Regions from separate parts of the Homo sapiens genome. Here region 2 is linked to region 1. A link is a contact called in ENCODE Hi-C data. All regions are on one chromosome and are shown on one strand. Each heading gives the region's core, a stretch centred on a gene start or an enhancer-like site at or near the end of the contact. The rest is flanking DNA. Distances are from core to core; before and after follow the strand shown. Region 1 overlaps ADGRL2 (adhesion G protein-coupled receptor L2). Region 2 overlaps ADGRL2 (adhesion G protein-coupled receptor L2).

The links. A loop is a pair of places that touch in the nucleus more often than their neighbours do.
Region 2: a map of esophagus muscularis mucosa shows a loop between it and region 1 (1.9-fold over the local background). The contact joins two enhancer-like sites. A Hi-C loop is called at or near these places in 5 of 168 maps with a recorded cell type or tissue (Calu3, astrocyte of the cerebellum, endothelial cell of umbilical vein and 2 more).

What each region holds. Positions count from the first base shown.
Region 1 is chr1:81,830,393-81,837,651 of GRCh38, reverse strand. ADGRL2 (adhesion G protein-coupled receptor L2) reads right to left here. Exons shown (of 24, transcript NM_001366006.2): 2 at 595-767. The coding sequence starts at 667. Among named protein-coding and RNA genes, the nearest start is that of ADGRL2, 33 kb to the right of the region's middle. Within about 2 kb of position 2,496, at least 3 of the 41 ENCODE cell types and tissues checked have a DNase peak (open chromatin) inside an H3K27ac peak, as active enhancers do.
Region 2 is chr1:81,917,601-81,924,859 of GRCh38, reverse strand. All of the region lies in intron 3 of ADGRL2 (adhesion G protein-coupled receptor L2), which reads right to left. Among named protein-coding and RNA genes, the nearest start is that of ADGRL2, 120 kb to the right of the region's middle. Within about 2 kb of position 4,384, at least 4 of the 41 ENCODE cell types and tissues checked have a DNase peak (open chromatin) inside an H3K27ac peak, as active enhancers do.

The DNA.
Region 1 (7,259 bases), core at 1,247-3,746:
TTTTAAAAATGTTTAATGCAATAGTGCTTAAGAAAAATTCCACATCTATTTTTAAGTACAAAGAAATAGTTATATTTCTGCAAATTTAACATTACAAAGAATATACATATACACACACATATACAGCTAAAGATATAAACAACATAAAAAGATGAACTATTATTAAAATGTAAGTTTTCATAAAAGACTACATATTTTAACTTAGGAGTTTTAGAATTATGCACACACTTAAGCAAATGTAACTAAAGATGAAAATTTCCACAAAATACTTTCCACTTTACTAAAATAAATGTAGTGAATAAATGTAAAATGTATACCAAAACAGAGCTTTCATTTAGTTCCCTCGGGATTATTTAGAATGGTTATATTTCATAAATGCACGTAAAATATAAATTCACATATCTAGCACTTTCTATATCATATCTGTGTTATCAAAAGAACTCAACCACCTAATAAACAATTCAATATTCAGGAAATAATTTTAACACCTATTTTTAAAATAATAAACAAATATTCTAGGCACTTCCATATTAAGAAGATTGTATAGTTCAAGTTCTCCTGGATTTAAAAAACAAAATGTAAACTGGATCTTACCTTCTGTATTTGGTAAGAAGCTGATTACAATGATAAACCACAGACTTCGCATTCTGCAACCAGAAGACACCATTATTGATCCCTTTAAGTATTTTCTTTGTATTCCTTAATGAATCTAGTTATAAATGCCCAGCTTCATCAAAACCATCAGTCTGCATCATTGATCTTCATATCTGAAAAACAAACAAATCCATCACTTACTCTATGGTCTTTCTACATAACAAAACAATTCTCTCTCTCCGTTCCTCTCTCTCTCTCCTGAATATAAAACATATTTTGATTCTATGTCCACTATGGAAGCTGCTCCTATACACTGGATATCTGAATCTTACATTCTGAAAACAGTCAAAAGCCCAAAAAGGTTGACTGCCTTTTTGACAGTCAAATTGCCAAAATTTGTACATGGCAAAATAATGCCATATACAAAGGGATTCTGAAAATGCCACATTCCTAATCACCAAATCAAACTTATTTCCCTGACTGCTAGGTATTCATAGCCCCTATGGATCCAGTTCTCCAAACTGCAGAGTGTACAAAAACTTCAGGAGTATGACTTAGTATTTCTCGGCTTCTAGGATCACATGAGACCAGGTCATTTGCTGGGTTCTGTCCAAGTGTTTTACTTCTTTCTGAGGTCGTGTGAGGAATCACAGCAAACATTAGCCTTATAATGCACATAAAATGAAGGCATTTCCCAAATATATCCAGCCTCCTCATTTAGCCTCTGAGGGAAAGGAAATCACAAACTTTTCTGTTAAAGGAACATCTTACAGTTTCTTCATGTTCGTTTCCTATTATTTTATTCTACATAATACTCTTACACCAAGTTTTCTCCAGTTATCCTTAACCTGCTGCAACTAAAGAGTTTTACAAAGTGCAGCAGGGAGGGAACTCTTCCCTCCCTTTCTGAGGTTGCATACATAACTCAGTAAAACAAACTCATTACATCATTTCGATGCTGTCACTAAACCATAAAGAAAATTTAGAAAACAAAATTTTCCTGATAACTTTTGAGTTCTTGCACATTATCTGACCTACTGTGCATTTACTACATGCTTCATGTAGCTTATCACACGGGATGCTATTAGCAGTACACTACATTCTACTATCAGTTCATTATAATGTAACCTGATTGGAAAAGCAGGCAGATGTTAAATGGTTTGAAACACTTATTACCTATAAAGGTACTATCTTGCTTTATTAAGAACACAACAAAAATAATGTAAGAAATTAATCTGAAATCATTCAGGCCCACAGTTTCAGAGATGTAAATGCTTCCCTAAGGATCCCTCTATGACCCAGAATTGGCCCAAGTTTTAGCTCTCTCTCTGAAAGCACTGAAGACACAGGGGAGAGGGAGGCATCACCAACATCAGTATTATGCCATTTAAGAACACCTCAGATGCTTATCTGTCCAAAGAAACAAAGGAAAATGCAAACTTCCTCAAAAAGAATGATGTATCCAAAATTAATCTGATGGAGACACATGGCACGCATCCCTGCAAAACTAGCTGGCTGGCTCTGTACATTTTTCACTCTGAGCTCCCATAGACTATTCAAAGGTAACCAAAACCAAAAGTGAACCTGCAGTTTACAACTGCTGTAGCAATGTGCCTGCCTTAAACCTGAAAGTTATTCTACATAAAGCATTTTAAAAAGTCAGATAATCTCATGGCTTGTCACATTTAAAAGGCCATCAATGAACAATTTCTTATATTCTTACAGTCTGTTCGATGATCTGATCAAGCAATCAGAATAATGTAAACGCGTGGATGAAGTGCTGCAAGTAAAATTAAGTCAGCCTTTGGACCACTCTAGATTCCAAGCAAAGAATTTTTACTGTCCAAGTTTTCATTGTTTGATTTGAATGAGCTAGTGCCTACAGGCAGCTTGCCCACATGCTCAACTCTTGCACACGTTTCCACTTTCTTAAAGTGATCCAAGATCAGTCTGTCTTCAGTCATCCACTATTCAAAGAGCCCTTGTTTGTGGGAAGGAGGAGGAAGGAAGAAATCAGGGACTGATGACTGCTTTGTAGGAAACAGCTGCCAAGATAGGAAAACCTCTGTTCGTGAAGGGAAAAAGGAGGAGGAAACCACACAATCAAGACCTCTATTGTGGTCTTTGGCCAGGAAAGAATATCTTATGAAAATTTTTATATACTAAAAATTCAGTGTATTCTGAAGGTTTGAGAATGTGAAACACAATTTTAAAAATACATATCATTCAATTATGAGACCATGTAAGTGGTTGTTTCTGACAAATGGAAACAGGTTCTAGAATGTATAAAATCATGGCTTCTTTTACAAAAATAAAGCTTAAGTCAATCTGCCTGTGTAATGAATAAGTAAAAAAAAAAGTCAAATTTATTTTTATCATTCTACAACCTGTGCCCAATCGCTTTTACATCAAATAAAATTATTTCCAAAACCTCAAGCTTTAAGTGCAATTTGGAAACTAAATCAAAAGATTTTACTGCTGTGACCCAAGTTTTAAACAACCTTCCATTAAACAAATGTTAATGAAAGTTGAAATACCTAACAAACCACAATCAGCTAAGAATAGAACGAATAAATAATCAAATATCATGACACTAATCCCAAGAAGGCATTCCTTCTAAATCATATTGGAGCCAAACCACTGGCATAGATAACAGCTAACATTTGTCCTTCAAATTCTGTAACTGCAAAAAGCTCAATAACAGCATTTCACAAAGCAAAACAAAAACAAATAACAAAACCAGAAAAGGTCTATTAAATTTCCTTTCAACAAACAGAAAAGATTACTTCAAATGATTCCCACATTAATAACTTTCTTTTGATTTTTAGAAAACCTTTTTCCAAGAACATCAAAGAGCTTAGGATGAAGTGGGGGAGGAACTGGGAGGGTAGAGGTGTAGTGCATGGTGAAGCTCCTGGTAATGCTTGCTACGTAATAGTTCATTTCTTAGTAAAACAAGATACAACAGATTTCTACTTAAACTATAAATGACTATGACTTTCAAAAATCCAAACCACTTCTAACGTACAACCTACTCCCACCTCTGCTTTTTCCTTATCCTTCAAATAAGATTCAAACAATTTCATCCTAATCTTGTTCCTATAAACCACAAACCATTGTCTACCAAACCTCTGTCATTTTTTTTGATCTAAGTATCCTATTACCCTGTCATGTAAAAAGTCCGTTAATGCATCATTACTATCAAACCTTCCAAAGCTGAGCAGTAACTTCCAGGAATATGCTTCAGCTGTGTATATCCCAACAGCCCTCAACGTTTTATACACTACGTGCAATGTACAGTCAGCTGCAGTCTTTCAGACAGTAACCTGCTTCCATTTATTAGCTGCATTAAATATCCCGCGCCTAAAACTGTCCGCAAAATTACTTAAAAGGACAACACCGCTAACTAATTTTAAGTCACATATTTACATTACATTACCAGGAAATCACACCTAGCCTTATTATGTGATGAGGCTTATTTAACAAATGTAGAAAAAATAAAATGTTTATTAATAAGCATCACTGAAAGAGAGTATAACACATTTCAAATTAATAAGGGCAAAAGAAAATTAAACTACAATTTTCTAAAACTGGTTAACTAATGTTGATATTCCACCAGGAGCAAAGCCACCATAAGGAGTTCTATCTAAAGCTTTATTTTTGGTTTCTACTCATGGACAGTGAACTACTGCAAACACTGGCTATTAAGCCCAAAACAGTTATAACATGAAGAGAACAGGAAAAGAAAAGAGCCAGCTAAGCATGAGAACTACCAAAGTCACCCATCCTTGTTATTATGCACTAATGCTGTGTAAAATGAAACATTAATGTTTTAGGTAAGCCTAAATTCTATGTACTAAATACATGTCAACTCTAAATGAAAACTGAAGTTAGCTTTACAAAATCAGTCTCAGATCTTATTTGCATCATAAAATTATAATCATTATGAGACAGAATTTACTAACAAGAGCCGCTTTTCTGTATTTTACCAAAACAAACAAACACAAAAAAGGATGACACTAACCCAATTCTGCCTTTTCATTTTCTGTGCAAAGGCTCAGAAAATGAAAAAATAAATTATAGTTTTATTTCACTTTAGCTGAACCTCAATCAGGTTATTCACTTTTCAGAAATATTTTATGTGTAATCTTTACAGACTAGATTTCCCCTTCTTAACATCAGAGAACACATCATTACCCCTGGGAGTTTTCCTTCAGTAAGTCAGCTAAGCAAACCCTTGCTATCCCTAATCAGAAAGGCTTTCTTAGAAGCTTCAGACATTCAGCATTCTTTGAGGTTTGAGTTTATTTTCTTTTCTTCACATGGATAGGGCTGGGGCTGGCAATGCTCACAGAGATTTTAAAACCACGTGGCCAGCCACTAGTCACCACCCTCTTTCTTCATTTTCTTTCTGCAGGCACTGCTATCAAGTCTAGAGGACATTAATTAAACTATTTATACAGAAGTCCCCTTAATATTCATCACTGGTCTTACCCTTTACTAAAATTTCTTCGTTTCGCAGACATAGTAGACACTCAGGAAATATTTCTAGTCATGGTACTTGTAATTCAATTCAAAAAAACTGCCTGAGGACTCTAGACTATTAGAAAGTTCAGGCCGGGCAAGGTGGCTCACTCCTGTAATCCCAGAACTTTGGGAGGCCAAGGCAGGTGGATCACGAGGTCAGGAGTTCGAGACCAGCCTGACCAACATGGTGAAACCCCGTCTCTACTAAAAATACACAAAAAATTAGCTGGACATGGTGGTGCATGCCTGTAATCCCAGCTACACAGGAGGCTAAGGAAGGAGAATTGCTTGAACCCGAGAGGTGGAGGTTGCAGTGAGCCGAGATCGTGCCGCTGCACTCCAGCCTGGGTGACACAGTGAGACTCCATATCAAAAAGAAGAAAAGAAAGTTCGGAGGAAATACAATGTCTTAAAATTGGAGAGGACTGCCATTTAAAAATAACTTTTTATTTACCTCAAATTGGGAAAAAGCTAACTTCTGTGTTGTCTGAAATACTGTAAGATACATATCACTAATCCTTACCAAAAAAGCAAGATCAGTATTATAAAGGTCAGAAATCTGAGGCTCCGAGAGGTAAAATAACTCAACTGAAATTACTCAGCTAATAAGCAGCAGAGCTTAGATCCCAATCAAGGCTATCTACAAAGCCATTCTTTCCACTATTCACCAAATTATTCCTTCAACAAATATTTACTGAGCACCTATTACATATGTTGTGTACTGAGGAAAAAAAGAAACAAAATTTCTCATCCACAGGGAGATTACACTGTACTTTAAAAATAACTCGTCCTAGTAAAAACCTGTAACTGCCTTGCACACAGTTAGGCTCCCAAAAAAATTACAGCTAAACTAGGTAGATAACAGTGTGCTTACTCTTCCATGCAATTTTCCCAACAACCTTAAGAAATATATCCATTTTATCTTAAAAGCAGAAAACTTAACCTACTCAAGGAAAGTAAGCAAGCAGAAGGGCTGAGAAATAAGCCCATGTTCTAAAATCACTACTGTTACTAATTATGTAGACCAGATAACCTTATTTTACTATCTTTTCCTTTAGAATAAAAAAATGAATACAGAACAAAATCATCTTGAGATACAAAAGTGAGGAAACACCAAAAGAATAGCGAGTTGATTTTTAAAATGTTTACATGAGCTAAACATCCCTTAGGTAATAACAGCTAAATATTAACTTAATTTTTACTATTTCCAGTTGAGCTATCCTAATTTACTCATTTATATTACTAAAGTGCCTAAATTATATAACTAATTACACTGATAAATTTTATCAACCAAACTACTAGAGAAGTTGTTCATAGTAAGTCCAAAGAATAAATACATAAATATTTCCTCCAATATAACTAGCAATGTATCTTTAATAGTCATGGAACAAAGGTTTTAATATTAACATCTACAAGATTATGGACTAATCATCATTCGGGTAAGTATAACAGAAAAAACTCAACGTGGCTCACTCATAAGATGCAATCTTATGTTTGGCTCACTGCACTGGATCCTTTGTTCATAAATCACCGTTACTGGCCATTCCCCGAATCAATATTCAAATTCCCTCTTGGTCTATATATACAACCACTAAATGAAATAATAATGACCCAGGATCTGTCATATATTAGATCATCAATATCACCATCAGAGGTTTCTTAGAGGTAATGAGGTAATCTGAGTAAAATACATCAAATGATCTTAAAAATAAATATGAAAAATTGGCCAGGCGCGGTGGCTCACGCCTGTAATCCCAGCACTTTGGGAGGCAGAGGCGGGTGGATCACCTGAGGTCAGGAGTTCGAGACCAGCCTGGCCAATGTGGCGAAACCCCGTCTCTACTAAAATACAAAAATTTGCCAGGCGTGGTGGCGGGCACTTGTAATCCCAGCTACTCAGGAGGCTGAGGCAGGAGAATCGCTTGAACCCGGAAGGTGGAGGTTGCAGTGAGCAGAGATGAGGCCACTGCACTCCAGCCCAGGAGACAGAGCGAGACTCCATCTCAAAAAAATAAAATAAAATATAGATATATGTGAAAAATTAACTATAAAGAATACACAGTAAGAAGCTGAAGTTTTGTGAAGTGCTATAGCACATTGCCTTTGTAATTAAATGATACAATTCATTTGCAAACTAT
Region 2 (7,259 bases), core at 3,135-5,634, 85 kb before region 1:
CACAATCTCTTTGACATGAAAAATTTTACTTAAAAAATGAACAAAAAAATCCTGCTTAATAGAATGGATTAGAAATAGAAGTTGAGACAGGTCTGGAATTATAGTAGCGAAATTCGGCTCCAAACCCCTGAAAAATCCACTTGATCTCTCCTCCCATATACCTCAATCACCCCTCAACCTGAGGGTTTTCTCCAAGAAATCCAGTTTAAAAATCACCGATCTAATATAATTCTTCATTAATATAGGTGCAATATACTAAGGCCCAGAGAATCTGATTGACTTACTAACACCACAGGCTAGAGGAATCACTGCATCTGAAAGATCTCTCTCCTAAACATCTCTCTACGATATTATCTACTCCATAAGCATGGCTCAGTACTCGTCTCTACAAAAATCATCCTAACAGAGGCAACCTTTTCTATGTAGACTTTGAGAATCTTGATATCTATGTAATTTAAAACAGCTAGCACACTAGCAAATACCTCTGAACTGAGTTCTCACATAAATGACTATGTACAGTTCTTGAACTATCTCTTCCTTAATAAGAAGATCCATTTGAAGGACCGTTAAGTCCCTGAGGTAGAAAATTATCAGAGCTTAGGATACTATGCTTCTAGTCTGAGGAACTGCTATTTTCCAACTCCCAGTGGTGCCCTCCATGCAATCCTAAAAACAGGATCTCCCTGTTATATACTTGAGGGAGGCACACACATATGCGGGAAGAATCAGCCACACAGGTGGTATACAGAAAGCCAATACAAATGATGCTGGCCAAACAGGATTATATTCCCTGACTACCTGAATCGGAAGTAGTCTTTTCCTAGAGCAGCAGCTCTATATTATTAATTTGGAAGTTAATCACATTCTGCTTTATGGCATCTCCTATATTTTGCACTTTAGTTGCTGCTAAACTCACTAATTATTTTCCATGTCTAGAATTACACGGTAAACTTCTTATGTCCTTGTTTATATTATTTCCCAAACACTCCAAGAGCAGTGGGTACTGTTGTATCAGGCCTCACACAGTAATTTTAGTTGTGTCTGGGACTGTAGTTTCACCTTTCTGTTGTATGTCAGGCTTCTTTTCAATCTATCTCAATGCCTAGTCTTGTTTATGGCAAGAAGTACTCAATTTAAATACCTTCTAAGTTGGAATTCTCAATCTTCCGTATTTTACTGAAGGTTTTTTAATCAAAGGAACAATTCAAAATGTCTTCAGGTATACACTAGTTGTCATTTCTTTAATAAAAACTACAGAAATTTTGTGTAGATGTTTACCAAACTATTCTATAAGATGAGATTAAAAAAAAAATAGTGACCAAAAGCTAGAGACATAGACTCTTGGGATACTCTGAGCAGTAGAGCAAGTAGGGAAGGCCAAAAACAATCCTTAGCACCTGTCACCTGAATATAAATAACCAAATTCAGCAGACTTTTATAAAGAGATGGCTACTTGTGGTTCATACACTCTCAGATTAATGGAGTCTCACCTGACTGATAAATATATGACAAATTTCACTGGCTTACTTCTGATAAATCTGAACTAATCTTTAATCATGACAAAACATTCATAATCTAATCCTTTTATCAAATTGACTACCACTGCAGGAGTCTCATGTGTTTGTACAATTAAAAACCCCACGTTAGCTGTATATAATAAGGCATTACATTTGATGCAAATCCTTTTCTATTGAAATAAGTGCCAAGCTGACAGCAGGAAGTAGCTGATAAGAAAGCAACAAGGCATTGCTGATGGCATTCTCTTGATAACTGAACACCAACTCGTAAATATTCAGTCTACAGCCTATTACCCAATGAGCTCTTTCTAAAAAGCACAGATCAAGGGAAGTGTCCTTTTGCTGCATCTCAGTCACAAAAGCAAGAAATTATCTTTAAAAAGATAGACAGACAGATACATAGATAGATCAATTGATCACAGGTAAATAGGAAGAAGGAGGAAAAGAAGAAAGGCAGGGAGGGGAAATGTAATTTTATATTTTATTTATTATAGAGATGGGGTCTCACTATTTTGGTCCAGCTGGTCTCAAACTCCTGGCCTCAAGCATTCCTCCCGCCTCCGCCTCCCAAAGTTCTGGGACTATGGGCATGAGCCACTGAGCCCAGCCAGATAACTTTTTATTCATCTGTGATGCTGGTTTTAAAAAAAAGTGGTAGAAGACATTACGTGCTGTTATATCCTAAAGTGTAGAAATACCTGTAATTTTGGAAACATAGTAATACCATAAATATGCCACATCTGAATAATATCTATACAGATAAAAATTAACAAGTGAATATCAAACTGTACCTTACTCTTCTCTACTATAAAAAGATTGAACTCCTTACTGTTTCGGAGTTAATATTAAGGACTCAAATCCTAGTGCTATTTTCCATGCTGACATTACAGAGTTAAAAATAGTTTTTTAAATATGATATTCTGTACGACTATTTTCATAATTTTTGAGATATATATAAACACAATCTTTGAAAGATCCTTTCCTCCTTAGCTTAAGTGAAAGGAGGGAATTCACTCACAATGCCCGAAAGGAAAAAGAAACTGGCGAACATGCTCCATGTTACAGAGTGTGAAAGAAAGGGGACAGAAGCTGAATACCTCCCTGAACAGACCTCCTCAGTATCCCGAGCATACAGTATTTTTTCCCCTCTCAGGCCATAACTTACCACTTTCCCTTCTCCACCAGCTTTTGAAAGTTTGTTACACTATAAGGGAGATTTGGTATCACAGTTATTTCTGTACATTATCTCCTCTTCTTCACCAGACTACAGAGCCTTTGAGGGGTTAGTCACTGTTTTAAGAGTCTCTGAATCATATGCACTGCATAACGCTCTACCTTATTCTAAAATATATTAACTCCATAAACATCAGACTGTACTCTAACAAATATACTAATATATTCTTACCAGTTGTTAATAAATACTGTTAGAGTGTTTGGCACATTTGCTTCTATATCTCAGAACCCACTAATCATTTGGCAGCAAATCAATCAATGAAAGACAAGATATCATTTTCAGAAGCCAAGCATGGTTCCATAACCATATGATATAAACCAAACTAAAATGTATCTGATTTATAGTTTACACAAGCAGTTTGTAGAAGCTTTTAAAAGTGACAATGAAAGCAGAAAGTGTCTATCCTCATATTATACTTCTAGCCTGAATTAGCTTCATATCAGTAACTTGTCTGAAAGGCTCGGTTCATCAAAATCTATAAAATGTTAGACTCAAGTGCTTTAACTATCACTAACACCATGTGCAGGCTTGGGAGTGGAGGGCCGTGTGCTGTGAAGCAGCAAATGTTGTGCTCTTCTGAAAGCTAACGTGCACTCTTATGCCACAGATATAAACAGAGTAAGCACATTAAATAATGAATGACTAGGAAAACAGCCTTATCACTGCAGTTTAAAGACACACTATACACATTATCATATTGTACACAATAAAATCTATTAAGCAATTTTAAAATTTTTTACACGTTTTGCAGAAGTTGCAACTAAACATATTAATAGACTGAGGTGGCATGTTTTATAGTAAGTCTTAGAATTTTTTTATTTGCAAAAAGTATTATAATACTTAAAGTAGTATACTCATAAAACATTACATATTCTACATAAGGAATCATGGTCAACTTCTTAAGCATATTTGATATGACATTATTAAGTAAAAGAAACACTAGAATAACTTGTCGCTGCTCTTATCTTTGACCCTTAAACTTTTCCATTTCAGCAACCTCATTAATGTCAAAATGCCATTAGAATGTCTGCCCACTTCTAAACCTCTATAGCCAAGGCAAGGCAAAACCTTTTGGATTCAATCAGAAGCACTTTCTTTTTGTATTCAGTTAAAAAGCTTAATAGAGCCACAAAGGTCAAAATATTACTTTTATTAAAGAAAAAGGATGACAAGACAAAGATAAACGTTTTGAGTGCAAAAAGCCATTTTTAGACCTGAATTGGGCTTTTTTTTTGTTTTTTTTTTCCTTTAAAACCTTTAGTTTTTATACTTAATTACTAGATTCCTATAATGTATTAGCACTTTTCTTTGGTTGGATAACAAGGGAAGCACAGATTTGAGGCAGAGATCTCTCAGAGGCTTATTGGGAGTGCTCTTAGAACTATCATTGAAGCCATGACAGATGCAGGGTTGGGGAGAGTGAGAAGGCGAACTCCAGTGCAGTCGCAACAAAAGCCCAGCAAATTCCTCAGGGCGGGAGCTCTGGAGTTGGCAGAGACCTTCAGAGATGTCCCTGAAATGAAGCAAAGATGAAGAAGCCAATCCTTTGTACTCTGGCATTCATTGGGATTCACTGGGGGCTGCCTCTGGGGAGAAGAGTTTAAGATCCCTTCAGCCCGTGGCAGTTCCTGTGGAGTGACTCAGCTGTGAGCCCATCAGCAGGCAACTCTCTTGACAGCTGGGAGAAACAGTGCCTGATCCTGAAAGGCGAACGTGGGAGGCACACTACAACACCAACCATAACACTAATGGTAAAGAGTTTTATGAGTTGTTTTCAAGGACAGTTCTTTTAATACTACTTCTCATTTTCACAGTTTTTATTCTATTTTATCTTCTTGTACACATTGACATGTCAATCCTGTTTACTAAGCGATATTCAATGGGTTTCCTATAGAGCAGTGAACCTTAACAGGCAGCTTTTAATTGGCCCACATAGGAAACCGCATTACTATTAATTCCACAGCTACAGCATAAAATAAAACCATTGCTTCTCAAACTCTAGAGCAATTAGACCTCTCGGCTATTTGGCTAACTCTGCTTCATGATACCCAATGCAGTTAATTATATTTTTTGATGTTAATAGTCTCTGTCAGTCTCAAGCATAACTTCTCTTTGATGAATATTTAAATTATATTTGAATAAAAAATAATCTTGGTTACATTTCATATTCAGTAATCATCACAGCTTAATAAAGGTCTACTCATCAAGGGTTGAAATAAATGGCAAGATATATAAAAGTGCCTTGAACCAACTTATTAGATAATATATTTGTTATGACCACTATTTATCTATCTAACATACCTGCTTTTGTACATTTTCAAAGGTACAGTCTCATTCACATATTTCACAATTTGATTTCAAAAGTTACTTACAAACATTCTTTCAAGTTTACATAGAATTCTATTAATTAATGATAAGAACACTTTAGGATGTCATAAGATAATCAAATGTATGAAAAAAATTACAGAATTATAAAATATCATTAAAAAATCAGCATACATTCTATTCCTGTGTGATTTTTCTAAGTACCAAGAGTAAAACTTAAAAAAAAAAAGCTTTCATTTACTAAAGGATGTTTTTTATTATAAATCTAACAGAAACACCATTACTAAGGAAAAGTAACTTAAATAATAGTTTTCTTCATATAAAGTCTGTAATGGGAGTTGAGGGTGAGGGAAACTTCCAAAAATTAGGAGGAGAAGAAGGGGGAGGAGAGTATAAAAGCAAAGTATATTAGTGAAATTTATTTAAAATCTGTTTATTCCTCCATTTAGTTTTGTCCATATTATAATAGGAGGGCTTTAAGCCAAGCATTTATTTAACATAAACTGCGAAAATGGGTTATTCTAGCTCAAAGCTTTTACTAAATAAATAAATGTTTTAGTTTATAAACTTAAATAATGTCCTTTAAAAAATGAATTTGTTTAATTTTTAATCTTTCAGTCTCTCTTCTCCCAAATCCTAAATCTCTGAAATACAAAGAAGATATCTAAAGATACAATGAAATATCCTAAAATGTACATATCAACCTGTGAATGTCCAGGGGAATGCTATGCCAACTTCTTGAAACTATCACCTGATAAATAAAAAAGGTAGGCGTGAATTCAAGTTTTGTGGGGTCTAAAACTTGTAAAATTTAAGGGTCCTTCTATAAAAAACAAAATAGAAAAATTACATATAGAAAATTAGATACCAAAGTGAATGGTTATTTAGAAAAAGAAATCACAAGAAATAAATTTGTAAAAGCCAACAAGAACCACAACCAACAAAATCCAGAAAACTAAAGCATTTTAATTAATTGCCTGATATTCCTTTCTAATACTTCAATATTTTTAGCGACATAGTCTATGAGTGTCTCTTCATGTAAAAATTTCAGTTTACTTTCTATAATGTTGCTTTTCCTGTGAACAGCTGATCCAAATTTGTTTTTTACTACTGATAGTTGTGATGCATAAAACATGCACCCACACTGCCACAAGAGCTCGTGCTTGCTACACTGCTCCAGCCTGTGCCTTACAAACACTGGCATTCTGATAAATTCTATTTCATATTTTACTCATCAAGAGGGGGAAAGTATGGTACATTGGTAATTTTAAGTACTACCCTTGTCATGTGCTCTGTGTACTCTACATACTCCACCAAGAATATGTAAGAGAAAACTTCTCTTTGGATTAGCTATCTATGAAAACCAAATGTCCCTTAATGTTATATATATATATGTAATGAATGAAAGGATTTTTCCATAGACTAGCTTCTGGCTCCATACACTACAAACATTATCTCTCTTCCACTACCCACATATCTCAGGTGTCATAGGACATATTTAAATTGCAATATGACATCTGGCTTTGCACATTTATGTCACGATCAGGAAGGAAGTATAATGAGTAACAGAAGTATTTCTAGAGGCCATTTCTTCACCAGAATAGTTAGCAGTAACAAAACTGTATACAAGTGTCTACAAACCACGTAAAAATAACTCCACTAAACCTAGATTGAATTTAACACCAACTGAACTTCCATCTAACTGCATCTCTAAATGCGCTTGGCTATTCCTAAGCCACCATAAATGAGGGGAAGTATATCAGAAAAGTCAGAGAATGAAATCAGAGCCTTTAGAGATTGTGTTTAAATATTGTATTTCTGCCAATTTTTACTGTATGTATTTGACCCCATGAACTTGTTCAAATGCCTTAGAAGAGACCCACGCAAGTGAAGGGCTGTGATGTTTTAAGATTCATTACCTTCATGGGTTTACCATGAATCTATCTTTAGAGACAGAGTAAGATTTCCACAAATTACAGGTGAGTTCAATAACAATAACAGATCTGCGGTCTGAAAAAACAAACAGAAAGACCACTGGAATCATCTCAAGCCAAATTAAATAGAGCAACTCTCATTTCAGACACTTTCTTAAAGCCATGAGTAATGTAGATAGGTGAGTTCTAAAACTATGTCTTTCTTGGTCTTCACATATGACATGTTAACAAATTTTGAGAGAACCGTGA